5 separate regions of the Homo sapiens genome follow, and all the other regions are linked to region 2. Evidence: read pairs that join two places in POLR2A ChIA-PET (ENCODE). Cell type or tissue: OCI-LY7. All regions are shown on one strand. Region 1 overlaps LINC-PINT (long intergenic non-protein coding RNA, p53 induced transcript). Region 2 has its middle 15 kb from the start of LINC-PINT. Region 3 has its middle 110 kb from the start of MKLN1-AS. Region 4 overlaps LINC-PINT (long intergenic non-protein coding RNA, p53 induced transcript). Region 5 has its middle 95 kb from the start of MKLN1-AS.

The links. Peaks named below come from ENCODE experiments on the same cell type or tissue, not always from the same donor. Only the 100,000 strongest peaks of a DNase experiment are listed, where the experiment ranks them.
Region 1: POLR2A ChIA-PET joins it to region 2 with 15 read pairs; 8 of 35 experiments call an interaction of 5 or more read pairs at or near these places.
Region 3: POLR2A ChIA-PET joins it to region 2 with 14 read pairs; 3 of 35 experiments call an interaction of 5 or more read pairs at or near these places.
Region 4: POLR2A ChIA-PET joins it to region 2 with 13 read pairs; 9 of 35 experiments call an interaction of 5 or more read pairs at or near these places.
Region 5: POLR2A ChIA-PET joins it to region 2 with 16 read pairs; 7 of 35 experiments call an interaction of 5 or more read pairs at or near these places.

Annotation. Positions count from the first base shown.
Region 1 is chr7:131,055,391-131,060,390 of GRCh38, reverse strand. The region is part of intron 2 of LINC-PINT (long intergenic non-protein coding RNA, p53 induced transcript); the gene reads left to right. Among named protein-coding and RNA genes, the nearest start is that of LINC-PINT, 52 kb to the left of the region's middle. RefSeq lists cis regulatory regions at 1,095, 1,124, 1,282, 1,430, 3,084 and enhancers at 1,023-1,167, 1,052-1,196, 1,210-1,354, 1,358-1,502, 3,012-3,156 and 1 more. In OCI-LY7, no CTCF peak of the experiment used is centred here; DNase peaks (open chromatin) are centred at 2,510 and 3,040; H3K4me3 peaks cover 1,144 bases; H3K27ac peaks cover 2,141 bases.
Region 2 is chr7:131,122,203-131,127,202 of GRCh38, reverse strand. It overlaps a transcript of MKLN1 not described here. Among named protein-coding and RNA genes, the nearest start is that of LINC-PINT, 15 kb to the right of the region's middle. RefSeq lists a silencer at 2,647-2,726 and an enhancer at 2,867-3,026. In OCI-LY7, no CTCF peak of the experiment used is centred here; DNase peaks (open chromatin) are centred at 2,292, 2,792, 3,685 and 4,612; H3K4me3 peaks cover 2,871 bases; H3K27ac peaks cover 4,042 bases.
Region 3 is chr7:131,217,556-131,222,555 of GRCh38, reverse strand. It overlaps a transcript of MKLN1 not described here. Among named protein-coding and RNA genes, the nearest start is that of MKLN1-AS, 110 kb to the left of the region's middle. RefSeq lists a silencer at 1,320-1,520 and an enhancer at 3,404-3,473. In OCI-LY7, a CTCF peak has its summit at 172; DNase peaks (open chromatin) are centred at 175 and 2,715; H3K4me3 peaks cover 876 bases; H3K27ac peaks cover 2,133 bases.
Region 4 is chr7:131,066,706-131,071,705 of GRCh38, reverse strand. The region is part of intron 2 of LINC-PINT (long intergenic non-protein coding RNA, p53 induced transcript); the gene reads left to right. Among named protein-coding and RNA genes, the nearest start is that of LINC-PINT, 41 kb to the left of the region's middle. RefSeq lists cis regulatory regions at 1,653, 4,508 and enhancers at 1,581-1,725, 4,436-4,580. In OCI-LY7, CTCF peaks have their summits at 2,311 and 3,099; a DNase peak (open chromatin) is centred at 2,295; H3K27ac peaks cover 601 bases.
Region 5 is chr7:131,229,918-131,234,917 of GRCh38, reverse strand. It overlaps a transcript of MKLN1 not described here. Among named protein-coding and RNA genes, the nearest start is that of MKLN1-AS, 95 kb to the left of the region's middle. RefSeq lists enhancers at 3,022-3,071, 3,482-3,531. In OCI-LY7, no CTCF peak of the experiment used is centred here; DNase peaks (open chromatin) are centred at 3,107 and 3,347; H3K4me3 peaks cover 915 bases; H3K27ac peaks cover 1,745 bases.

The DNA of each region.
Region 1 (5,000 bases), 67 kb after region 2:
CGTATAATGAATGAATACCTTTAAGATTTTGATTGATACTTCAGTTAGTTGGTAGGAGCCATTTATTACTGAACCTCAGAGGTGAGAACGGGTGAAGGAGCTAAAAGCAGTCAGTCCTTAGCTGATCATTACAGTGTACACACATGTAATCTGGACTGCTCACCAAATGAAATTGTGTCCAGAATTGGTGGGTTCTTGGTCTCACTGACTTCAAGAATGAAGTCATGGACCCTCGTGGTGAGTGTTACAGTTCTTAAAGATGGTGTATCCAGAGTTTGTTCCTTCTGATGTTCGGACGTGTTCAGAGTTTCTTCCTTCTGGTGGGTTCGTGGTCTTGCTGGCTTCAGGAATGAATCTGCAAACCTTGGCGGTGCGTGTTACAGCTCTTAAGGTGGTGCATCTGGAGTTGTTTATTCTTCCCGTCTGGAGTTCATTTCTCCTGGTGGGTTCGTGGTCTCGCCAGCCTCAGGAGTGAAGCTGCAGTGTTACAGCTTTGCAGTGAGTGTTAGAGCTCTTAAAGGCAGTGCAAACCCAAAGAGTGAGCAGCAGCAAGATTTATTGCAAAGAGTGAAAGAACAAAGCTTCCAGCGTGGAAGGGGACTGGAGCAGATTGCCACTGCTGGCTTGGGCAGCCTGCTTTTATTCCCTTATCTGGTCCCACCCACATCCTGCTGATTGGTCCATTTTACGGAGAGCTGATTGGTCTGTTTTACAGAAAGCTGATTGGTCTGTTGTGACAGGGTGCTGATTGGTGCATTTACAATCCCTGAACTAGACACAAAAGTTCTCCGAGTCCCCGTTAGATTAGCTAGACACAGAGCACTGATTGGTGCATTTACAAACCTTGAGCTAGACACAGGGTGCTGATTGGTGCATTTACAAACTTTGAGCTAGACACAGAGTGCTGATTGGTGTATTTACAATCCCCTGGCTAGACGTAAAGGTTCTCCAAGTCCCCACTAGATTAGCTAGACACAGAGCACTGATGGGTGCATTTACAAACCTTGAGCTAGACACAGCGTGCTGATTGGTGTATTTATAATCCTTTAGCTAGACATAAAGGTTCTCCAAGTCCCCACTAGATTAGCTAGATACCGAGTGCTGATTGGTGTATTTACAATCCGTTAGCTAGACATAAAGGTTCTCCAAGTCCCCACTAGACTCAGGAGCCCAGCTGGCTTCACTTAGTGGATCCCACACTGGGGATGCAGGCGGAGCTGCCCTCTAGTCCCGTGCTGTGCGCCCGCACTTCTCAGCCCTTGGGTGGTCGATGGGACCGGGTGCCGCGGAGCAGGGGGCAGCGCTCATTGGGGAGGCTTGGGCCGTGCAGGAGCCCACGGTGGTGGGGAGGCTCGGGCATGGTGGGCTGCAGGTCCTGAGCCCTGCCCCGCGGGGAGGCAGCTGAGGCCCGGTGAGAATTTGAACGCAGTGCTGGCAGGCCAGCACTGCTGGGGGACCCGGCACACCCTCCACAGCTGCTGGCCTGGGTGCTAAGCCCCTCACTGCCTGGGGCTGGCGGCGCCAGACAGCTGCTCCGAGTGCGGGGCCCACCGAGCCCACGCCCACCCGGAACTCGTGCTGGCCCACGGGCACCACGCACAGCCCTGGTTCCTGCCCGTGACTCTCCCTCCACACCTCCCCGCAAGCAGAGGGAGCCAGCTCCGGCCTTGGCCAACCCAGAGAGGGGCTCCCACAGTGCAGCGGTGGGCTGAAGGGCTCCGCAAGTGTGGCCAGAGTGGGCGCCAAGAGCAAGCGAGGGCTGCCAGCACGGTGTCACCTCTCAAAATGACTTAGAATGTATACCTGTCATACAACCAGTTTAGCTTGCTTTTCTAAAATGTTTTTAATTTTCAAAATAATGTTTAAAGAAGCCTTACTGAAGTTGATTGTAAAAAATTTCAAACTTTTAAGTGTTGCTAGGGAAATTGAACCGAAAACATATCTGATTATTTTACTCAAACTAGTGAACAGGGTTTAAATAAAGAGGGTGGAGGCTGGGTGCGGTGGCTCATGTCTGTAATCCCAGCACTTTGGGAGGCCCAGGTGGGCGGATCACCTGAGGTCGGGGGTTTGAGACCAGCCTGACCAACATGGAGAAATCCTGTCTCCCCTAAAAATACAAAAAATTAACCAGGCATGGTGGCACATGCCTGTAATCCCAGCTACTCGGTAGGCTGAGGCAGGAGAATTGCTTGAACCTGGGAGGCAGAGGCTGTGGTGAGCTGAGATCGTGCCATCGCACTCCAGCCTAGGCAACAAGAGTGGAACTCTGTCTCAAAAAAAAAAAAAAAAAAAAAAGAGTGTGGAGGACTCTTTTTAACTTTGCTTATGAAGAGAGTTTTGTTTTTTTTTTTTGGGATGACAGTCTGATTCTGGGTATTCATGCCTTCTCATTGGAAAATCACCACTGTGCTTTCTTCTTTTTTTCCATTTTTTTCTTTCATAGTTAGAGATGGAGTCTCACTCTAACTGTAACTGCGGGAGGGTAGTGATGTAATCACAGCTCACAGTACCTCCAGCCTCAGCCTCCCGGTTAGCTAGGACTATAGGCACACATTACCACACCTAGCTAATTTTTTTTTTTTTTTTTTTTTTTTTTAAAGAAACAGGGTCTCACTCTGTTGCCCAGGCTGGTCTTGAACTCCTGGGCTCAAGCAGTCCTCCTGCCTCAGCCTCTCAAAGTGCTGGGATTACAAGCACTGAGCCAGTGTACCCAGCCTTTTTTCTATTTTGTTCTTGTCTTGTATATTTTACATTTTATAGCTTTTCATGTTTCTGAAACCACTTACCACATTTAGGCCAAAAGGCAAAATAATAAAAAATAAAACCAACCTCACCTAAAAAAAAGTTTAAGGATTAAGTATTTCCATATACCAGTGTTGAACAGATTTGAACAATATATTTGATTTTATGCTCTCCAGTTGCTAAAGTGAGGAAAAGAAACAGAATTATATTGTTTTCATGTGCTGACAGCCGGAAGCATGTAAACATCTGCAGAAACCAAACGTTTCCTGGAACTAAGCTTGAGCAGAAATCTATCACGTGGACCTTTGTTTAAAGAACCTTGTGAAAAACCACAGTTATGTAAAAGATCCAGGAGCGCAGTTCATGTGGATTAGATTCTCTAGGAGGCAGAGAGTCTAAGGAGATCAAAGAAAACAACGACTTGGGAAGTGCATGTGCTGAGCGCTGGAGCCAAACTAGCAGAAAGGAGTTTTAGAGGCACTGAATCCAGGCCTCTGGTTTTTGGGGACTGTAGTAAAGAAAGGAGTTGAGGCCTGGTGCAGTGGCTCATACCTTTGGTCCCATTACTTTGGGAGGCTGAGGCTGGAGGATGGTTTGAGGCTGGAAGTTCAAGACCAGCCTGGGCAACAAAGCAAGACCCCTTTTCTAAAAAAAAAAATTAAAAAAAAATGGATGTGATGGTGTGTGCCTGTAGTCCTAGCTACTCAGGAGGCTGAGGCAGTAGGGTCAGGAGGCAGAGGCCGGAGTTGAAGGCTGCAGTGAGCTATGCGGGTACCACTGCACTCCAGTCGGGTGACAGAGCAAGACCCTGACTAAACAAAAAATAACAACAAAAAAGGAGGCAGGGGTTTAGAAAATACCATGATTGTTAACAGGACCATCAGATTTCATTTTTTCTAAAATATTAGATATTGTCAGTGTGGTTTTTATATAGGTGCTGATTCTGTTCTGTTCGTCTTCAAGTAACAAATGCCTGCAGTGGAGATATCTTATTTTGATGATTAACAGGAAGCTTTTAAGCTTTGAAGAAAGCAAACAACATTTTCCATGGACCTTTAAGAGCTGGGCTAATATTTTTGCCCACACAGAACTCTAATTCATTTCAGAGTCAAGGGCAACAATAGAATACTTTTTCAAGGACCTTGCATTTGTTAATACAGGTTTTCATAATAGAAAGCAATTTAAATATTCAGAACTAACGTAACATGGAAGAAACAACTTTTTCCTGAAATATTTGAGAGACAAATATAACAAACAATTCATCTTTACTATGACAATCTCAACGGAAAGACTTCAGTGTGGTCATATTAATGCATTTTCTGTTCCCAGCAGGCAAGTAAGGCAAGGGAAGCATCAGCTCCCAGGCTATTGTAGTCATCCAGATGGAGATGAGGTAGGCTCAGATGGCAGTGGTGGGAGCAGGGAGAAGTAGTTAGAATTCAGATGTAGTTTTAAGATTGAGCCAACAGGGTTTGCTCATGAATTGGGCAGAGGATATGAGGGAAAGAGAAAACTCCATCTTGGAGGATGGAGTTACTGTTTCCTGAGATGAGCAAGCCTGTAGGAGCTTCAGGCGTGGAGCACTAGGGGAACATCAGGAGTTTGGCATGGCATGATGTTAAAAGGGGAATGTCTATTAGACATCCAAGCGGAGATGTCAAGGAGGTGGCTGAAAATATGAGCCTTGAGTTCAGGGAAGAGGTTCAGGCTCTTATTTAAGGTGCTGAGACCCATTGAGATGACCAGGAGGAGAGCGTATAGACAGGAAAGTTTGAGAATTGAGAGTCCTGGGTCGCTCTGGCATTAAAAGGTGGATAATGAGAAGAAGTTTAAGGAATGGCCAGTGAAGGAGGAGGAGAGTCAGTAGGTTGTGGTGTCCTGGCAACCCAGCAAAGAAAGTGCTTAAAGAGGAGAGTGATCAGCTCTGTCTGTGCCGCTGGCAGGTCCAGTAAGAGGAAGACTGAACAGTGAACATTAGATTGAGTGAAAATGGTTTCTGCTGCTTTTTTGCCCAAGTAGTCTTGAATGAATTCAGTTAACCTGTCTCTGGGGATAACAATGGTACTTACCTCATCAGGTGGTGGTGATGAACTGTTTATTTATTTAAAAAAAATTTTTTTTGAGACAGGGTGTAGCTCTGTCACCCAAGCTGGAGGGCATTGGCATGATCACAGCTCACTGCAACCTTGACCTCTTGGACTCAAGCAATCCTTCCGTCTCAGCCTCCTAAGTAGCTAGGACCATAGGCATGCACC
Region 2 (5,000 bases):
TTCTTCTATTCTTTTCTTTCTTTTTTTTTTTTTTTTTGAGATGGAGTTTTGCTCTTGTCACCCAGGTTAGAGTGCAATGGCATGATCTCGGCTCACCGCAGCCTCCGCCTCCCAGGCTCAAGCAATTCTCCTGCCTCAGCCTCCCGAGTAGCTGGGATTACAGGCATGCACCACCACACATGGCTAATTTTGTATTTTTAGTAGAGACGGAGTTTTTCCATGTTGGTCAGGCTGGTCTCAAACTACCAACCTTAGGTGAACTGCCCACCTCAGCCTCCCAAAGTGCTGAGATTACAGGCGTAAGCCACCACACCCGGCCATATTTCTTCTATTCTAAGATCAACATATGGGCCGGATGCGATGGCTCATGCCTGTAATCCCAGCACTTTGGGAGGCCAAGGCAGGAGGATCACCTGAGGTCAGGAGTTCAAGACCAGCCTGGCCAACAGGGTGAAACCCCATCTCTACTAAAAATGCAAAATTTAGCCAGGCACAGTGGCACGCACCTGTAACTCCAGCTACTTGGGAGGCTGAGGCAGGAGAATTGCTTGAACCCGGGAGGCAGAGGTTGCAGTGAGCCAAGATCGCACCACTGCACTCCAGCCTGGGTGACAAGAGTGAAACTCCATCAGGAAAAAAAAATATATATGGTAGGATGCACCACCATTTAATGGCTGTTTTGAGAGCCCTCCCAAAAAACACCGCCGTGTTAAATGTACCTACATTCTCATTTTAGAAATATTAAAAACATGGGGGGATATCTGTACCTTAGAATCTAGGACATGCTATAGTTAAATGACTCTATTTTTCACTTAACTACTCACATATGACAGTCTGCCCCATTCAATGGTACTATCCTTCCTTCTTTATTATTCTTTACTATAAACATAAGCAAAAATAAAAGTTCATAATTCATTGTCTTCAATACTTTTCCCAGACCTCAGCTGTCTCTGGTCATTAGCCCTTCTGGCATTATTCTCATGGGTCTCACGGATCTGAGCCCTCCTTTTTGAAGGAAGCCTCGTTATATACCCCTTCTCCTGCCTTTTGTACATGTCCTTCAAACGTACAAGCTTAATTGAACACTTCCAGAACAACCAGATTGATCTTTTTAATCTTTTTCTTCTGGATTTTTATTTATTAATTAATTAATTTATTTATTTATTTATTTATTTATATTTATCTTTTTTTTTTTTTGAGACGGAGTCTCGCTCTGTCGCCCAGGCTGGAGTGCAGTGGCGTGATCTCGGCTCACTGCAAGCTCTGCCTCCTGGGTTCACGCCATTCTCCTGCCTCAGCCTCCCGAGTAGCTGGGACTACAGGTGGCCACCACCACGCCCGGCTAATTTTTTTTGTATTTTTAACAGAGACGGGGTTTCACTGTGTTAGCCAGGATGGTCTCGATCTCCTGACCTCGTGATTCTCCTGCCTCAGCCTCCCAAAGGGCTGGGATTACAGGCGTGAGCCACCGTGCCAGGCTGTTTTTAATTTTTTGCAGAGACAGAAGTCTCACTTTGTTGCCCAGGCTGGTCTCGAACTCCTGACCTCAAGGAATCTTCCTGCCTGGGCTTCTCAAAGTGTTGGGATTACAGGTGTGAGCCACAGTGCCTAGCCTGATCTTTTTTTGGATGCTCGTCTTTTCTTCATTTAAACCACTGATTTTGTAAAAATGTACACTTCCAATCATATGACTCCTCTTGCCCTTTATTTCCTAGTTCCTGGCCAGAGGGAGTCTTGTGTCCATATTTTCTCTTAACTTGCTCCTCTCGTTCATGTCAGGTTAGCAGGTGCAGAATTGCCTTCTTTGGCTATTACAAATTCAAAGCTGCCCTGGTCACTTATTTTAAGTTGTTTGTCACTTCTACTTTGCCAACATATTTTTCTTAGCTGGTTAGAATTAAGCACAGAATAGTACTTCTTCAGTAAGCAATTAGTTTAAATTTAAGTCATGCCAACTTTATTTGACGATCACTTTTCAGCAGAATGAGACTGTCAGTAGATATCAGATAAGCTGAAGTTCTCCATTACCCCTATATCGTGTCCCTGTGCCAATAATTTTGTCATTTGTATTGGGAAAGCATTACTGATGTTGCCATAACAGGATCACAAGGCATGCTAGGAGTAGTTGACTGCATACAGCCAGTGGAGAGAGGGTATGAGCCAAGACCAGGGTTGGGGGATGCTCCCTAGAGCACGGGCTATGAATACAGAAACCAGCTTGGATCTGGGCAGCTGGCCTCTGCAAAACCTTGTGTCTCTTAATCACATAAAGTTCAGGAAGCTGTTAATACCAGGCAGTTTAGCCTTACCCTAGCAATGGGTTATCTATAAAGGGGAAGGCGCATATGTCCCATGGTTTGAGGAGAGCACAGCAGGGGTGTAGGCAGCAGAATACAGCCCTCTGCAAAGATGACTGGTCAGAACTAAGCTAAAGAAGACATCAGGATCATGGTAAAGTAGGCTGGGGTTCAAGACAAGGGACCCACATCCAAAGGGAGACTGGGATACAAGGCAGGAGGACCAGAGACTGAGGTGTTGAGGGCAAGGTGGAAACCCATATTGGGCAGAGGGGTGGGGAGGCACAATAGGAGGGAGCTACAGATGTCTGAGGCCCCATGGCTGACCTAACTGAAAGGAAGCACAATGGTGGGGCCGATACTAATGGTGACTTTCTCCAGTCTGAGCCAGCGTTTAAGTACTGGGGAGGCTGGGGGTTGGACCCATAAGTAGGGCTCCTTAGACAACCCAGCAGCTGGTTGCTAGAGAAGACAAAAGCAAGACAACTGGCCAGGTGCCTTATTGTATGCTCCTGTGACAATGTCACTTCTGCTTTTATTTTCAGCCAAATGTTCTCGGCCAGGTGTTCAGCCCCCAGGTTTGCGGGTTTCTATATGTGTCTGTGACCTCTTGACTTACAAGCTTACTCTGCTTTGCCTTTGGTTGTGTGCTTCTTTTGAATAAGTTACCTACCTTCATATTGCTGTAATACTACAACAACAGCTACCATTTACTCATTGTCTACCATTTCCCAGGTACTACACCTGCTGATTTACATACATGATCTTATTTAATTCTCACAACCTCCTTGAGAGGTAGGTGTTATTATCCTCATTTCAAAAAGAGGAAACTGAAGCTTATATGGTGTATGTAATCACCCCAAGGTCATGCAGCTGGGATGCAAAAGAGCTCAGATTTAAACTTAGTTTTGTCTGACTGCCTATTGTTGCTTTAAAAGACTGCATTTATACATTGATACTGTGATACACCTGAACAATTCTCACAGAACTTATCAGTCACTAGATCTTTTGTCTGTCAGTCTACCTACCTACCTACTTATGAATTATCTATCCTTTTATCTTCAACTCCATAATACCCAGTACTGTACTATGTAAGAAGTAGATTTTTTTTTTTTTTTGAGACAGAGTCTTGCTCTGTTGCCCAGGCTGGAGTGCAGTGGCACAATCTCGGCTCACTGCAACCTCTGCCTTCTGGGTTCAAGCAATTCTCCTGCCTCAGCCTCCCAAGTAGCTGGGATTACAGGTGCCTGCCACCATGCCTGGCTAATTTTTGTATTTTTACTAGAGACAGGGTTTCACCATGTTGGCCAGGTTGGTCTTGAACTTCTGACCTTGTGATCCACCTGCCTCGTCACAGGCCACCACACCCAGCTATTTTTATTTGTACTTTGTAGAGACAAGGTCTTGCTATTTCCCAGGCCATCACATTTTTAAATGATTGGAAAATGTGAAAAGAAGAATGATATTTTATGACACATAAAAATTATTTGAAATTCAAATTCATTTTATTGGAATATGGCCAGGTTCATTCATTTAAATTTTGTCTGTGGCTGCTTTGCACTACAATGGCAGAATTGAGTAGCTGAGACAGACTGTAGGGCCAGGAAGGCCTAGATTATTTCCTTTCTGGCCCTTTATAGAAATGGAAAAAGTTTGCTGATCTTTGGTATAACTAAATGATACAGGATGGCATAACATTTTAAATATTGTTTCAACTACATCTATTACTGTATTTCCTAAAATTTCCAGTTCAAGGACACTCTCTTTTATTATGTAGAAGAGCTCCACGTTCTTAGAACAGAGTCAAACATGTCCTTCTTTGATATTCTGTACAGCGGCCCTGATAGCAGCAACACTTTTTTTTTTTTTTTTTTTTTTTTTTTGAGACGGAGTCTCGCTGTTTCGCCCAGGCCGGACTGCAGTGGCGCTATCTCGGCTCACTGCAAGCTCCGCCTCCCGGGTTCACGCCGTTCTCCTGCCTCAGCCTCCCGAGTAGCTGGGACTACAGGCGCGGGCCACCACACCCGGCTAATTTTTTTTGTATTTTTAGTAGAGATGGGGTTTCACCGTGTTAGCCAGGATGGTCTCCATCTCCCGACCTCGTGATCCGCCCGCCTCGGCCTCTCAAAGTACTGGGATTACAGGCATGAGCCACCGCACCCGGCCCGCAGCAACACTTTAATGCAGAAACAATAACAGACTAAGAAGCTGGTGGTTTCTCTAAGAGGTTAGACGTCTCTTCCTGCCAGTAGTCACCTTTCTCTCTCATGGGAAACTGGGGCTGGGCAGCGTTATGAGTGATTACAGTGTATTACAGAACTGTAGTGGCACAGAAATGGATGCCCCCGTTTCCATCAACTCATTCAGGGTGATGTGGTGGAGTCATAGACGAGGAAAAGCAAATTGCCCTTTTCGTCATCACCTAGGACCTAAATAAAGATAAAAATGACTCAGATTGACCAGACACAGGTGAATATCACTTCTCAAAATGTTTTCTGAAGGTACTTACATGGCAACAATATGGTTCTGTGGGAGCCCCATCAATGTGTTAGCTCAAGAGTAAAACACAGGGAGCAGAAAGAACCTCCTTACATTTCCTAAGATCAAGCTGGGTTTGCAGTCAACTTCAAGGGAATCTGTTTTACTTATTTATTTTTTGAGACCCAAGCATAAATTCTACTGTCTTTCTGCATGTCTGCCTTT
Region 3 (5,000 bases), 95 kb before region 2:
ACCCAACAGAGAGTGTTATACCTTAGGGGAGATGCTTTGTAAAAGCAGCCATGAAATCTCCAAAGGAGATCCTGGGAGACTCTACATAAACCAGAGTGGCAGCATGGTGGAGTAGTGAAAAGCATGACTTCGGGTATTAAAGATGCTAATACCAGAGAGATGTCTTCCCTTCTTCCACCACGTGGGGACACAGCAGGAAGGTGCCATCTATAAACCAGAGAAGTAACAGCTGGGTAACTCTGAGCAAGTCCTTAACCTCTCTGGGCTTCAGTTTCCTTTTCCTCATCCATAAAATTCAGACAATAGTAGTTCTTAGCTCACAGGGTTGTTGTAAGGATTAAATGAGTTAATATTTAAAAATACTTAGAGGCCAGGCACAGTGGCCTGTAATCCCAGCACTTCGGGAGGCCGAGGTGGGCAGATCACTTAAAGTGATCACTAGATCACCCTAGCCAACATAGTGAAACCCCATCTCTACTAAAATTAGCCGGGCATGGTGGTGCATGCCTGTAGTCCCAGCTACTCAAGAGGCTAAGGTAGGAAAATTGCTTGAACCCAGGAGGCGGAGGTTGCAGTGAGCCGAGATCACACCACCACAATCCAGCCTGGGCGACAGAGCAACACTCCATGTCAAAATAAATAAATAAATAAAATAAAAGCACTTAGAACAGTGTCTGAACAGTGTCTGTCACACAGCAAGAACTATTTAAGTGTTACATTTAAAAAGTGGCAAGAGGCCGGGCATGGTGACTCATACCTGTAATCCCAGCACTTCGGGAGGCTAAGGTGGGTGGATCACCTAAGGTCAGGAGCTCGAGACCAGCCTGGTCAACATGGTGAAACCCCACCTCTACTAAAAATACAAAAAAAAAAAAAAAAAATTAGCCGGGTGTGGTGGCACACACCTGTAATCCCAGCTACTCAGGAGGCTGAGGCAGGAGAATCATCCAAACCAGAAGACGGAGGTTGCAGTGAGCCTAAATCATGCCACTGCCCTCCAGCGTGGGTGATGGAGCCAGACTTCGGTCTTTAAAAAAAAAAAAAAAAAAAAAAGTGGCATGATCAAATCTCCAGAATGGAAACCTCAGTTGGTTCCATGATTCACCCAGTCTAAGGAGGTCTTCCATTGGCTCTGTCCTGCACTTACCCTCTCAGCATACTGGCATGAGGAGGTTGGAAGATGCCTGGACACCTTTCTCCTCCAGCACTAGGCAGGGCACCTCTGCTCTACTCTGCTTCTTGGCCATGTGCACGCCCAGGGCCATGAACCAACAATGGGGAGCTCCACCCAGGGCTTGGACCAGAAATGGGCATCCCTCAATTCAAACCCCGCAGGCCCTTTCCAGGCTCCATGTCTGTACTGTCACCAAGTGTTGCAACTCAACCTGTCCATCACGCATACTGTGCACCAAGCCAGGGTTACAGAACACAAGGAAAAGCTATTCTTGAGAAAGGTAGGAAAAGCAGATAAAGGTTTGCTGCAAAATCACTGATATGAGGCAGATGGATTAACATGGGAGAAAAGGTATACAAATTGACTTCATATGCATGAAACTACCCACACAGGGTTGACAAGAATTGCATGCCAGGTTCTGGACAGAAATACAGGTATTTCATAGTGCATTCATAGAATATATTACATAATATGTTATATAATATCATTAATTAAATATAAGCATTAATCAGGCTGCACTTTGGCCCACTTCCTTGTTGCTAAAAGTCACTAGATACTGAAGATTTGTACCCTCTCTGTTCCTCCAGACGGGATATCTGACGTCAGAATCAATCATAAGGCTTTTGTTTAAGGATCACTTAAGATGTTTTTTAGACCTCTAATTCTAGCAACCAATTTGAAGACCCCCCACAGAGGAAGAGGATCAGCATGAGCGAATAGCTGCTTCATCTCCCTGTCCCATGATGTCACGCTACACTCTTCTACCAACTGATGACCTCCACACTGGCCCACTCCAAAACCCTTAATAACCCTAACTCCAAATTCCTCCTGGAGATGTGTTTGAGTTTTTCTCCCATCTCCTTGTTCAGTGACCCTATGATTAAACCTCTTTCTCTGCTCCAACCAGGTGTCTCGGTATATTGACTTGCGTGGGCATTGGGCAATGAACCTATTACGGTTACATGTATACAAGGGCCTTCAGAATGAAGATCCAGCTTCCCAATGAGATACAGAAGCTTTGATACCGTCTTGAGGTTACAGAAAAAAATGGGGGCTTGATCCTTATAAAACAGGTTATGGGAGTGGGGAGAAAGAGAATTCTGTTGAGGGGCAATAAATGATTACTAGGGAGAATGATAGGATGGGGACTAGAAATTAACTTGTAAATAGTTTTCATTGGAATAATAAATGAGTGGAAAGACAGGCACTATCTTGTGAAAGGGTCTGTTCATGTGTGGTTACATTCTTGGTCTTCCAAAGAGGGAAAGAAAACAATTGTTCTCCTTGGTAAGACTGATCTCAGGCAGATAAAGGAACTTCAATTTCTTTGGTAGAGATTGGAGGTGAGGGGGGAAGGTCGGAAGGTCAGAGAGACCTTGAGGATTCCTCAGTGCGGCATGTCAGTGCGCCATATTGTGGGATGTTGGTTTCTGAGCCCCACCATAGAGAAACTAGCAGGTGGCAGGAAGAAGGAAGGATCACGTAAGAGGAAACCAAACACACAAGGAAAAAAGTAAAAAGCTGAAGTAAGTATGAGGAAACTTTTTTTGTCTCTCTATTTTTGGCCAAGTGAAAAAAACAAACACAAGAGAATAAACCCAGTGACTAGAATCAGACACAGCCAGTGGAGGGAGGGAACAAAAGCGAGCTGCAGAATTGCAAATCCATGCTAATTACCTCACCCTTCCTCCTGTGCTGGGCTGAACCCAGGGCCCGACAGCCATTTGTACCATGGCCTAATAATGATTTCATTTCACAGACTTCCTCCCACTTTTTTTTTTTCCTTACAAAGTCCATCACAATTCTGTTTTGGGAAGTAGAAACAGTATCTATCTTTAGACAAGTTAAATGCCAAAAGAACTCAGATAAGCATATCTGAGAAGTAAAGAATAGTTGGTGTGACCAGGACAAATTTCAAATCACAAATATTCGAAATTCTTCTCTGTGCCTTGGAGAGAGAAGTGCCTTTGTTTGCTGAATTGGCTCACAGAACGACTTGGCCTTTGTCCTGTTGTGTAGGACACAGGATGGGGCACAGAAACCAAGGGGAGGCAAAATATTTATCAAGTGCCTACTATTATATCAGGCATTCTGCAAGATGTTAGAAATGCCTCTGCCCTCTGGATGCTAACACTATTTTTTTTTTTAACATTTTTAAAATTGTGGTAAAAAATACCCAAAATATAAAATTTGCCATCTTAACCACTTTTAAGTCTACTGTGCATTTGTGTTAAGTGTGTTCACATTGTTGGACCATCAATCTCCAAAATTTTCCATCTTGCAAAACTGAAGCTTTGTACCCATTAAACAACTCTCATTTCTCCTTCCTCCCCCAGCTTCTGGCAACCACCATTCTGCTTTCTGTTCCTAAGAATTGACCATTCTAGATACTTCACATGAGTGTAATCACACTCATAAATTAGTCTCATAAATGAGTCTGAAAGACAGGCACTATCTTGTGAAAGGGTCTGTTCATCTGTGGTTACATTCTTGGTCTTCCGGAGAGGGGAAGAAAATGCTTGTTCTCCTTGGTAAGACTGATCTCAGGCAGATAAAGGAACTTCAATTTCTTTGGTAGAGGTCGGGGGTCGGGGGGAAGGTTGGAAGGTCAGAGAGACCTTGAGGTATTTGTCTTGTTGTGACTGGCTTATTTCACTCGGCATCATGTTCCCAAGGTTCATCCATGTTGTAGCCTGTGTCAGAATTTCCTTTCTTTTTAAGACTGAATAATAATCCATTGTATGCACATACCACATTTTATTTATCCACTGGGAACCACCTATACAAAAATTACGACAGTGAAGGAAATGTAGCATAACTAACTACATCTTGTTTTAACCTCACAGGCTAACTTGCTCATTCCAAGCTAATTATGGGAGGAATTTAGTTCATAGTTTAACTTCAAAACAAAGACGATGATACTTCTTTCCTGAACTAACCCCCTCTACTTGCTCAGGGACCAAAACCACTTTCATATAACTAACGTAAGTCCACAAGGTTAGAATTGTGACAGAGGTCTGAATTCTGCTAAGATATACACATAATTAAACTCTAATCAGTCATTGTTTTATAACTTGCCTTTAAAAACTACTTACTACTCAGGAGTCATGTAGCGAATGGTAACAAGATTTATAACTTTTCCAATTGCCCCTATGGATAACATCATTATTGTAAAACCTAAGAATGGTATTTGAGATATTTTTCAGACCTTGTATTCCGTATGAACCAACTGGCACCACTCAGACCCATAACCTGCACCCGAGAACTGACTCAGTGCAAGAAAACACTTTCAAGCCCCTATGATTTCATCCCAACCCAACCAATCAGCATTCCCCATTCCCTAGCTCCTGCCTGCCAAACTATCCTGGAAAAACCCTAGCCCTCACATTCTTGGGGAGGCGGATTTGAGAATTATCTCCTGTCCTTCCATTTGGCTGGCCCCACATTTATTAAACTCTTTCTTTGCTGCAGAACCTGCTAGTTTTGCATTGACTTTTCTGGGCAGCAGGCAAGAAGAACCCGGTTGGGCGATTACACATTAATCTGTCATTGGACACTTAGGTTGCTTCCACCTCTTGGCTATTGTGCATAATGCTGCTATGAACACAGGGGTACAAGTATTTCTTCAAACTAACACTCTTTTAAGGAGCCTATCCCATCATATTTTGTTTTGTTTTGTTTTTTGAGACAGAGTTTCACTCTTTCGCCCAGGCTGGAGTGCCATGGCACGATCTCGGCTCACTGCAACGCCTGCCTCTCGGGTTCAAGCAATTTGCCTGCCTCAGCCTCCTGAGTAGCCGGGATTACAGGTGCCCACAACCACACC
Region 4 (5,000 bases), 55 kb after region 2:
TCTAACCCTCAGGTTTTATACATATGTATCACAATGTGTCTTATTTAATGCCACGTGGACCCAGGAGTAAAATCAAAATCAGTGTTTTGTCTAATAAGGTGGTAATAGGATTATTTTAGAAATGTGATGTAAAGGAATGAGCATGGCTTTAAAATCAAACAGACATGAGTTTGTCTATTTGGACTTATTTTTCTTATGACTTAGCAGGTAATTACTACCTGCTTGGAAGTGCACCAAGCACTATATAGGTACTGCCTCATTACATATTCACAAAACTCTATAGGTATTTTACAAATGAGGAAACCGGCCAGGCACGGTGGCTCACGCCTGTAATCCCAGCACTTTGGGAGGCCGAGGCGGGGGAATCACGAGGTCTGGAGATCCAGACCATCCTGGCTAACACAGTGAAACCCCGTCTCTACTAAAAATACAAAAAAAAAAAAAAAAAAATTAGCCGGGTGTGGTGGCGGGCGCCTGTAGTCCCAGCTACTTGGGAGGCTGAGGCAGGAGAATGGCGTGAACCCGGGAGGCGGAGCTTGCAGTGAGCCGAGATCGCGCCACTGCACTGCAGCCTGGGCGACAGAGCAAGACTCCGTCTCAAAAAAACCAAAAAAAAAAAAAAAAAAATGCGGAAACCAAGGCAGGGCAAGGAAGTGTTATGGTGCTTACTTCATTGTTTTTTGTTGTTGTTGTTTTTTGGTTTTTTTTTGTATAGAGATGTAGTCTCACTCTGTCACCCAGGCTGGAGTGCAATGGCGTGATCTCGGCTCACTGCAACCTTCGCCTCCTGGGTTCAAGCGATTCTCATGCCTCAGCCTCCCGAGTAGCTGGGAACACAGGTGCCCGCTACTGTGCCCGGCTGATTTTTTTATTTTTATTATAGACAGGGTTTCACCATGTTGGCCAGGCTAGTCTCAAACTCCTGACCTCAAGTGATTCGCCCACCTTGGCCTCCCAAAGTGCTGAGATACCTCATTGTATTTTATTGTGTGTGTTTATGTGTTTCTGTAATAAAAGAGTGCCCCTTAACAGAGAAGGTCTTACTCAAGAATATTGTGTTTTTCCCTGCCCCTATTATAGACTGGTATGTCTGCAATTCAACTGCTGAATATTTGATTTTTTTCTTTGTCCATGAAATGAAAACACAATACCCTTGACAAGAACAATAGTACATTACATTGTTTTGATAAAATATCATTGTTTTCTCTATATTCAAGAGTGGAAAATATATGTAATTTTTTATAAAGGGTATTATACAGTGGCACAAGCACTAAACTAAGCAACTCTGGGTTCTAGTCTCTACTTGGCCACTTTTAAACTAGTGTTAATTTAACTCTAAAGTTGTACATGCACACAACCCGCATATTCCAAGAGCTTGTTAGGTACAAGGCTTGTTACAAAGACCAGCAGTCTCCCCGCTGTCACTCCTGCCCCATCCCTTGCTCTCTGAGCTCAACTCTTAGAGCGGATTGTTCTGCTTGTTTACCTCCAGCTCTCTAAACAGGCATTGCTCTATCCTCTTCTTACTTTTTCAGTGTTAGGCATTACCTTTGACCTCTCATGATAAAGGAGAATTTATCTTTTTTTTTTTTTTTTTTTTTTTTGAGATGGAGTCTTGCTCTGTACCCCAGGCTGGAGTGCAGTGGCGCCATCTCGGCTCACTGCAAGCTCCGCCTTCCAGGTTCATGCCATTCTCCTACGTCAGCCTCCCGAGTAGCTGAGATTACAGGTGCCCGCCACCGCGCCGGCTAATTTTTTTTGTATTTTTAGTAGAGACGGGGTTTCACCGTGTTAGCCAGGACGGTCTCGATCCCCTGACCTCGTGATCTGCCCGCCTCGGCCTCCCAAAGTGCTGGGATTACAGGCGTGAGGCACCGCCCCGGCCAGGAGAATTTATCTTATGCACCCCCACCCCATGTGCATAGCCCTTTTCTTTTCATTATAATTACATTTTGAATAATTCAGCATTTACATTGTTAGGACTTTGAAAACATTATTCCCAGCTGAGTTATATAATCTATGGTTGCCTTTTCTTTCCAGCACAACTTTTTGTTTTCCCTGGTGTTAATAATTCTTTTCTTTTCTTTTTTTTTTTTTTTTTTTTTTTGGAGGAGGGCTTTGTTTGTTTGCTTAGATTTTATGTACTTTTCCCGTGTTCATCCCTAAACTCTTCCCCCGGTGTAATCTACTTGTGTCGAAAGTGTTAGGGTGCTCTGAAACAGCGTTGTCAGCCTGCAGGCAGCCATCCTCTCTGGCTGTGTTGTCTTTTCTCGAGTTAGCTGGAACTCTCTGCTGCCTCCCAGAGGGACGGTGAGACTTAGAGTCTGGCTGAACGTGAAGCCCTATTTGTTTGTGACTAAGACTGCTTGTCAGCAAGAACTGTCAAGAATGAGTCTTCTGACAGGCAGAAGCACTAATTAGCTTTTACCGTGACCAGTCATGAAGAAGCAGAGTAGGTAAGTAAAGGTGCCAGGGGTGAAATGAAGACCACATGGTATATAAGATATGTGCAAACAATAGTTAAAACAGAAAGAATTGTTTTTCTTTCTTTCTTTTTTTAAAAATACCTTTTTAAAAATAATGGAGATGGGTGGGGGGGGGGGTTGGGAGGAGGGTCTTGCTATGTTCCCCACGCTGGTCTCGAACTCCTAGCCCCAAGCGATCCTCTCACTTCAGCCTCCCAAAGTGCTGCGATTATAGGCATGAGCCACTGCACCCAGCTGAGAAGGAATCTGTGAATTGCTTCTCATTGATTGTTACAGGAAATGATGTTGGAGACATGAATGATCTAATTAATGACTCTTAGCTTTGTATATATTTTGTTTACCTCAATCATAGATTTGGTCTGGTTGTGAATCATGTCTAAGATGTTACTTTTGGGGTCGTCATTATTACATACATGGGAGAAAAACTAGAGGGCAGAAGGAGTCTCTACTATTTTCATTAATAGAACAATTTGCTACAGAACTGTTTTAAGTATTAAATACACAAAAGCTGCCATTCTAGATAGCTAGCAGTAGGAGGCCACAGAGATCATGATTCTGGTGGAATCAGATTGAGTCCTGCAGATTTCCTATTGGAATTGGAAAAGAAACCAAGGGTAAGTAGTCTAGTTGAAATGCTGTAAACCCTTCTTAAAATTCAGGATCAGATAAACTAGATTAAAAATGCCATCCTGTTTTTCATAATGCAGTAACAAATGAATCTAAAATGTGCAACACCACTTTCTTATATGCTTGTGACATTCTTAGTAAATAAAACAAGCAGAGTAGGTATACTGATGTATAACCACCACTTTTTTCCATTGCACTTCTGATTTTTAGTTCTTGAGTCCCCAGTCCAGGCCCTGATTACTTTATGTCCAGATGACTTTCATAGCCTTCTAATGACGCTTTATATCTTGTACTCCTCCACTTCATTCTATGTATTGAAAGCAAGAGTTTTCATCAGAAATGGTTTCGTCACACGTGTCCTATGATAAGCAACCTTTAGTAGTCTCCTGTCAAATAGTATTTCAAGTCCAAGCCTCTCCATTCATTCATTCACTCATTCATTCTAGACATACATATCGGGTGCCTTTACCTGGGCTAAACCTTGGCTCTCAAGACAGACACTCGGGTATGCCCCCAAGAGCTTTATATTTGCATGTGCATTTTCTCAGTGTTCTGCAGTCTCTGTTACGGCTGAGTAAACTTACCTTGTCTCCCCTAAATTTTTACCTTTGTGCCTTTAAACATAAAGCAGCGTCTGTCATTTTATAATTCTCTTCTTTCAGAACTGCCTCTGGTTATTAAAAACCTGATCTACCTCTATTACTCTATGATCTTTCAGCTTTGTGTTATTTAATTTACACCATATTAATTTCATTTATTTCTAGTTTTTCTCTATTAAAATTCTATGTGTGTGCTGTTGCTTAAGTACAAGGTGGTCTTTTATTTCTTTACATTTCCTGTTAATGCCAAATAGCGTAAATTCCTTCTAAACAAAGGAAATATTACTTTAATGACTACAGCACATCCCATGGGTCGCTTTCCCTGTAACCTTCCAGTGCCCTCTTCTTTTCTAGCAGAACCTCCACTTTGCTTAAGAATCCACTCTTCTCTGTATACCCATATGCTCTGGGGAAGCTAGGCTCAGGCCCCAGTCACAGCCCACGGCTGTCAGGAAGGTTCTGTTCTTGCCAGTTGATAGGTTTGAGCATGAACATGTGACCCAGTTCTGTCCCTTGAGACATAAAGAGAAGCCTGGTGGAGGCTTCCAGAAAGGTTTGCCATCCTGGTGAAAAAGAGTTGGATGAGAAGTTCTGCCCACTGTGGGCCAAGCTCCAGCTGTCTTGCAGCCATGAAGGGAGCTAGCCCAAGCATCATCGCCACATGGAGCGGGGCAGAAAGACAGCTGGGGCGGGGGCCTTACTGCATTGCTGAGCCATCCTTTGTTGGGATTTCTTGTTATGTGAAGATAGTGAGGCTTTGTCGGCTTGGGATTTTCTCTTATTTTCAGACAAAGGCGTCTGGCTAACTCTTCACCATCAGCTCTCAGTTTAGATTTCCCTGATCTCTGACAACATCTCCTGCCATGCGTTTACCACACCACGTAGTAATAGATTATTTGCTTCTCAGGACCACAATTGACTGTAAACTCTATATGAGAGCAGGAACTTCACCTTGATCACTGTTATGAGATGTGCCTACAAACCAGCATAGTACCTGGGGACTGATAAGTTTTGAACACCTATATTTATTCATGTTATCCTGAAAGTAGATGCAGAGTTTCTGGGGCAGGGACAAATTATGATTATTATAGCAATAACCTAGGACAACAGACTTGAGTTTATAACCCCTGGAAGATTTCCACAGTCCTGGTTTCATCATCCTTCTGAAATGTAAACACATAGCTCAGGGGAGGTAAGTCCCTCACTATCTGTTCAGTCATCTTTTAAGTTTTAAGGTTGTCCTTTAACACAAGTCCTAGTAAAATTTTCCCAGTTCTAATTGTGCAGA
Region 5 (5,000 bases), 110 kb before region 2:
CAGCAAGCATCCGAATGAATTAGACAGCAAATGTAGGTTAGCTTTATTTAGACAGATAAAGACAAGCAGAGAAAGTTGTCTGGTTCAAGGGCAGTGCAGCCTGACACGACAGCATTTCTCTGAGGAGGGGAAATTGCTTTGGGAGAGAGAGGTATTTTGGGCAAAAAGCAAAGTTCCTTGGATCTCCAGGGAAAGTGATGCTAAATTCTTCAGTACAGAAGAGCTGGAATTGAGAATGGCTTGCCATTCATTGAAGGAAAGAGCTGGAGAGTTAAAATGTAAAGCAAAACTCAGTATCACACATCATCCCTAAGTCCACACATCATTTTTTCTCTTTCCTATTTCTTGGGAACACCACCAGAAAAGACAGGCTTCCCAGAACACAAGCTGGCCTAGCCAGTTTACACGAGTCCTCTGGAGTGTACTTGAGACCCCTGGCAATTCTGAGTCAGGAAATTAGTGCAGCTGAAGAACCCCTGGAGACTGGAAGCCTAGGAAGCAGGGAAACTGGCATATTTGGGGACATTCACACGTTAAACAGAAATGTGAATGCTTGAGAAAAAGTTACAACTAATGAATTTAGTTAATTTTCTTCTTCTTCCCCTATCCACTCTCTTAGACTATTTTTTGAAAATAAAGGCCGGGCGTGGTGTCTCACACCTGTAATCCCAGCACTTTGGGAGGCCGAGGCAGGCGGATCACCTGAGGTCAGGAGTTCAAGACCAGCCTGGCCAACATGGTGAAACCCCGTCTCTACTAAAAATACAAAAATTAGCCGGGCGTGGTGGCAGGTGCCTGTAATCCCAGCTACTCGGGAGGCTGAGGCAGGAGAATCGCTTGAACCCGGGAAGTGGAGGTTGCAGTGAGCCAAGATCATGCCTTTGCACTCTAGCCTGGGGGACAAGAGCAAGACTTCATCTCAAAAAAATAAAATAAAATAAAAAGAAAAGGAAAGAAAAATGCTTTCTTTTTTATTTAAAAAAATGCTTCTTCCTATACCCTTTCTGAAAATAAATGCCTTATGGAAGATCTAGAAAAAACATAACTCTGGTATGTGTTTTTACTATGATGTTTGTGGCTTCTCCTCTTTTTGTTGTTTTTCTTCTCAGTTGGCAGAAGCTAAAGGATATTTGATGTCTTAAAGTCCAGTAGGTCATAGCCCCACTGGTAATTAGTTTTAAAGATTTTTAAAAGTCTCAATTAGTACATTCATATTATTTGAATAAATTATAATTTTAAATATTTAATAATTCTACGAGTAAACCATTTTATACCTCATATATTTTTATGTTCCTAAAGTAACAATGAATTTAGTCTTGTAAAATATTTTTAAAATATCTAAAAACTTTGTTTTGCATAGATTTTCATTTCTTCCCCAGACTAATTTGGTAGATGTTTTCTTTAAGGGCCTCACAACTTCTGAAAAGTATACAACTTATGTATCACCAAGACAGCATCATAGGGAAAATATGTTATAACCCTGTCATGACGCAAAATATAAACTTTATTTTTATTTATTTATTTATTTATTTATTTATTTATTTTTTGGAGACAGGGTCTCCTTCTGTCACCCAGGCTGGAGTGCAGTGGCATCGTAGATCACTACAATCTCAATCTCCTGAGCTCAAGGGATCTCCCACCTCAGCCTCCCGAATAGCTAGGACCACAGGCACATACTATCTTGCCCGGCTAATAATTTCATTTTTGGGTTTTGCTTTGTTTTTTTGTTTGTTTGTTTTTTGCCAAGACAGAATCTCGCTATGTTGCTCAGGCTGGTCTCGAACTCGTGGGCTCAAACAATCCTTCCTCCTCGGCCTCCCAAAGTGCTGAGATTACAGGCAAGAGCCACCATGCCCGGTCTAAACTTCGTTTTGAATTAAACACTTACGCCACTTTCTTTGTACTTATTATTTATGCACTCATTTCACTCATTCCCTCCTTCCACAATTATTTGCTGAGTCCCCGCTTTAAGCACATAAAGTGAGCATCATACTCAGTGGTTGCCTTTCCTCATGATCAGTGCTTTTCTCTTCCTAATTATTAATTATTTTTATTTATTTATTTATTTTTTGGAGATGGGGTCTCCCTCTGTCACCCAGGCTGGAGTGCAGTGGCATCGTAGCTCACTTCAATCTCAACCTCCCAAGCTCCTTTCACTGTGTGCACACCAAGCTCACTCTCTAGTTATCTTTGCTGGTAAACTCGTGTATGTACTAAAAATGTATTCAATTGAGGAGTACAGTTTTTCATTTTAACAAAAAGCACACAAACTTCCCTAGTTCACTGCCAAAAACTCAATATTCTTTTAACTATTTGCGAGATTGGCAAATCAGTTAATCATTGGATGTCATTATAATTCTAGGAAGGTGATGGAAAGCCAATCAATATCACTATAATTATAAAGTAATAGATTCAAAAGACTTCTCTGAGACCTGGTTGCCAAGCTTATTCCAATGTTATATTAACAGTTTATATATATAAAACCCCCTCACCTAAACCAATCCTATAAATTTTTCATGTGTGTAGTTACAAGAATCTAATCAAAAGGAAAACTACTCTTTTATTTCTTTGTGGCAAAGGAGCTAACATTTCTACATGAACTGAAATGAAAAAACTTAATAACATCACTGGGATCTATAATTTTTTGTTCTGACATCTTTAATCACTTCGCTATTAGAGTATCTTTATTATAATTTCTCAATTTGTGCTAATAATGAGACCTTTTACATGTTCTTCAATAAGTCAATTTCAGAACGTGTTTTTAATATTTTTTAAATGCTGGAGAAAAATTTTTATATGGAGGTAGGAAGCAAAGTTAAAATCAATCACTGATCCAAATAAATAAAATATGATGTATATAACATTAAAAAATTATAGGAATGAATTTTTTGTTTGTGTTTTTCTGTGTCCTTCATGTTCGCTGAACTAAATATTATAATTTCAGTAATTTTTAACACTCTAAAGGAGAAAATATTGTAATAATATTTGGCTAGGTAAAATAAGAATCACACGTTTTATTTTTATTTTGCGACATTTGTGGTTCTTCAGCATGACATTGGCATTCTTCCTCTTCTGATGCAACTTCCTTCTCTGTTTCATTTTGTTTTGGTTGAAGTTGTTTCAACCTCCCCCTTCTCTGAGCAGTCTTTCAGCTTGTCTGAGGTTTTGAGCTGTCACTTTGTTTTCTGAATATCTACTTTTGTTTTTGGTGGCAACACCTACATATAAACATCTAGCCACCCATCCAAATGGACACACACCTACACACACTCAGACTCATAGACACACAGACGCAGATCTGCACGCACGAGCATGCACACATGCCCAGCCTCAACGCATCCATCCTCCTGCAGAGAGTTCAAACCACTCCAGCTGTTTCCTGGCCCTGGCCACAAGAGCAACAGTAGAGTTCTAATGTCAGTTCTCTGATTGGAACCAGCACTAATAAATGCTGCTGCTTCCAAGGAAGCCCTTACGTCACCTGGACCAAGGGGAAGACAGCTGTACAGGTTCAAGACGATGGAGCCAAGTGCTTCAGGCTGCATGTAGTGATACACAGGGGGAAGAAACGAGAATTGGGGTTGTACCTGAAGTGCTTTGTCCCAACTATCTTTTGACAGCCATGTACTGATAGGTTAAGACTCAGTTCCTAAGTATCAACTCTCTGAATCTTTTCCTGACATGCTAACTGTCCCTCCTCTGTACCGCTACAATCCTGTAGTTAAATGTTTATCTTCTCCTCTCCTGCCCTGCCAGGCCCATCAGATTTAAAACCTTTTTTTTTTTTTTTTTTTTTTTGAGACAGAGTCTTGCTCTGTCACCCAGGCTGGAGTGCAGTGGTACGATCTCCGCTCACTGCAACCTCGGCCTCCCAGGTTCAAACGATTCTCGTGCCTCGGCCTCCCAAGTAGCTGGGACTACAGGCGTCACCACCACGCCCAGCTAACTTCTGTATTTTTAGTAGAGACGGGGTTTCACCATGTTGGCCAGGTTGGTCTCGAACTCCTGACCTCAAGTGATCCATCTGCCTCGGCCTCCCAAAGTGCTGGGATTACAGGTGTGAGCCACTGTGCCCGGCCAAAAGAGACATATAAACAGAAGCCATGATGTCCCGGTCAGTCGCAAGATGAGATGGAGGCTCCCCATGCCATTACTCTCCCAGACTCAGTCAGGGCTTATATACTGTAGGGAAGGAAGGCACAGGGCAATTGAAATTGACCCTGCAGGGAAAGGCAAGAATGCCATGTGAACCTGACTAATGGTAGGATTTATGATTAAGGTTGTTTTGACCTAAGGGCAAGATGTATGGTAAATACATGCTCTTACATAAAGAACAACAGATAAACTGGAAATCTTAGAAGCCTTCCCAGAACTGGGGTTAATCAGAAGTCAACATGACGGATCAACATCCAAGGTGCTTTGGCCCCTACAAGGGACTACATATGAAAGTAACTCAGCAGCAAACAGAGCAGCTGCCTCCTCATCATCCCCACCACTGGGATTTCTTCTGGTGACCAATAAATAAGTTTGTAAATCAAATATAAAATACTAAGCCCTCCAACTAAACAGACCCCCTTTTGGCCAAGGGGGCCCCAGAAAATCCCAAAAAACTGAATTCCCAGCCATGATGAGAAGGGAGGTGGGACACACCTCCTTATACCTCCTCCCTTTTGGATTTGGGCACAACTGACCCATATTAATATTAAAATAGAGACCATAAGACTGTCAAAACAGACTTTTTATGGCAGTAAGATACCAAATTATAAACAAGACCCAAGGCCATGCCAGGCAAGGGTTAAGTCACACCCTACAAACCACAGAATCTTGTTAAATGGGTTTTTAAAAATTAACCTGGTATAATGAGGCTTACTTTCCAACCTGACTCTAATATAGCATCACAGGACAGCAGACCCTGAAGGAAATCAAAATATTTTACCCCGAAGTATATTTCTTTGACATAATTTGAAGTAGCCCTGCAAAGCCATCACGAAACAGGGAAA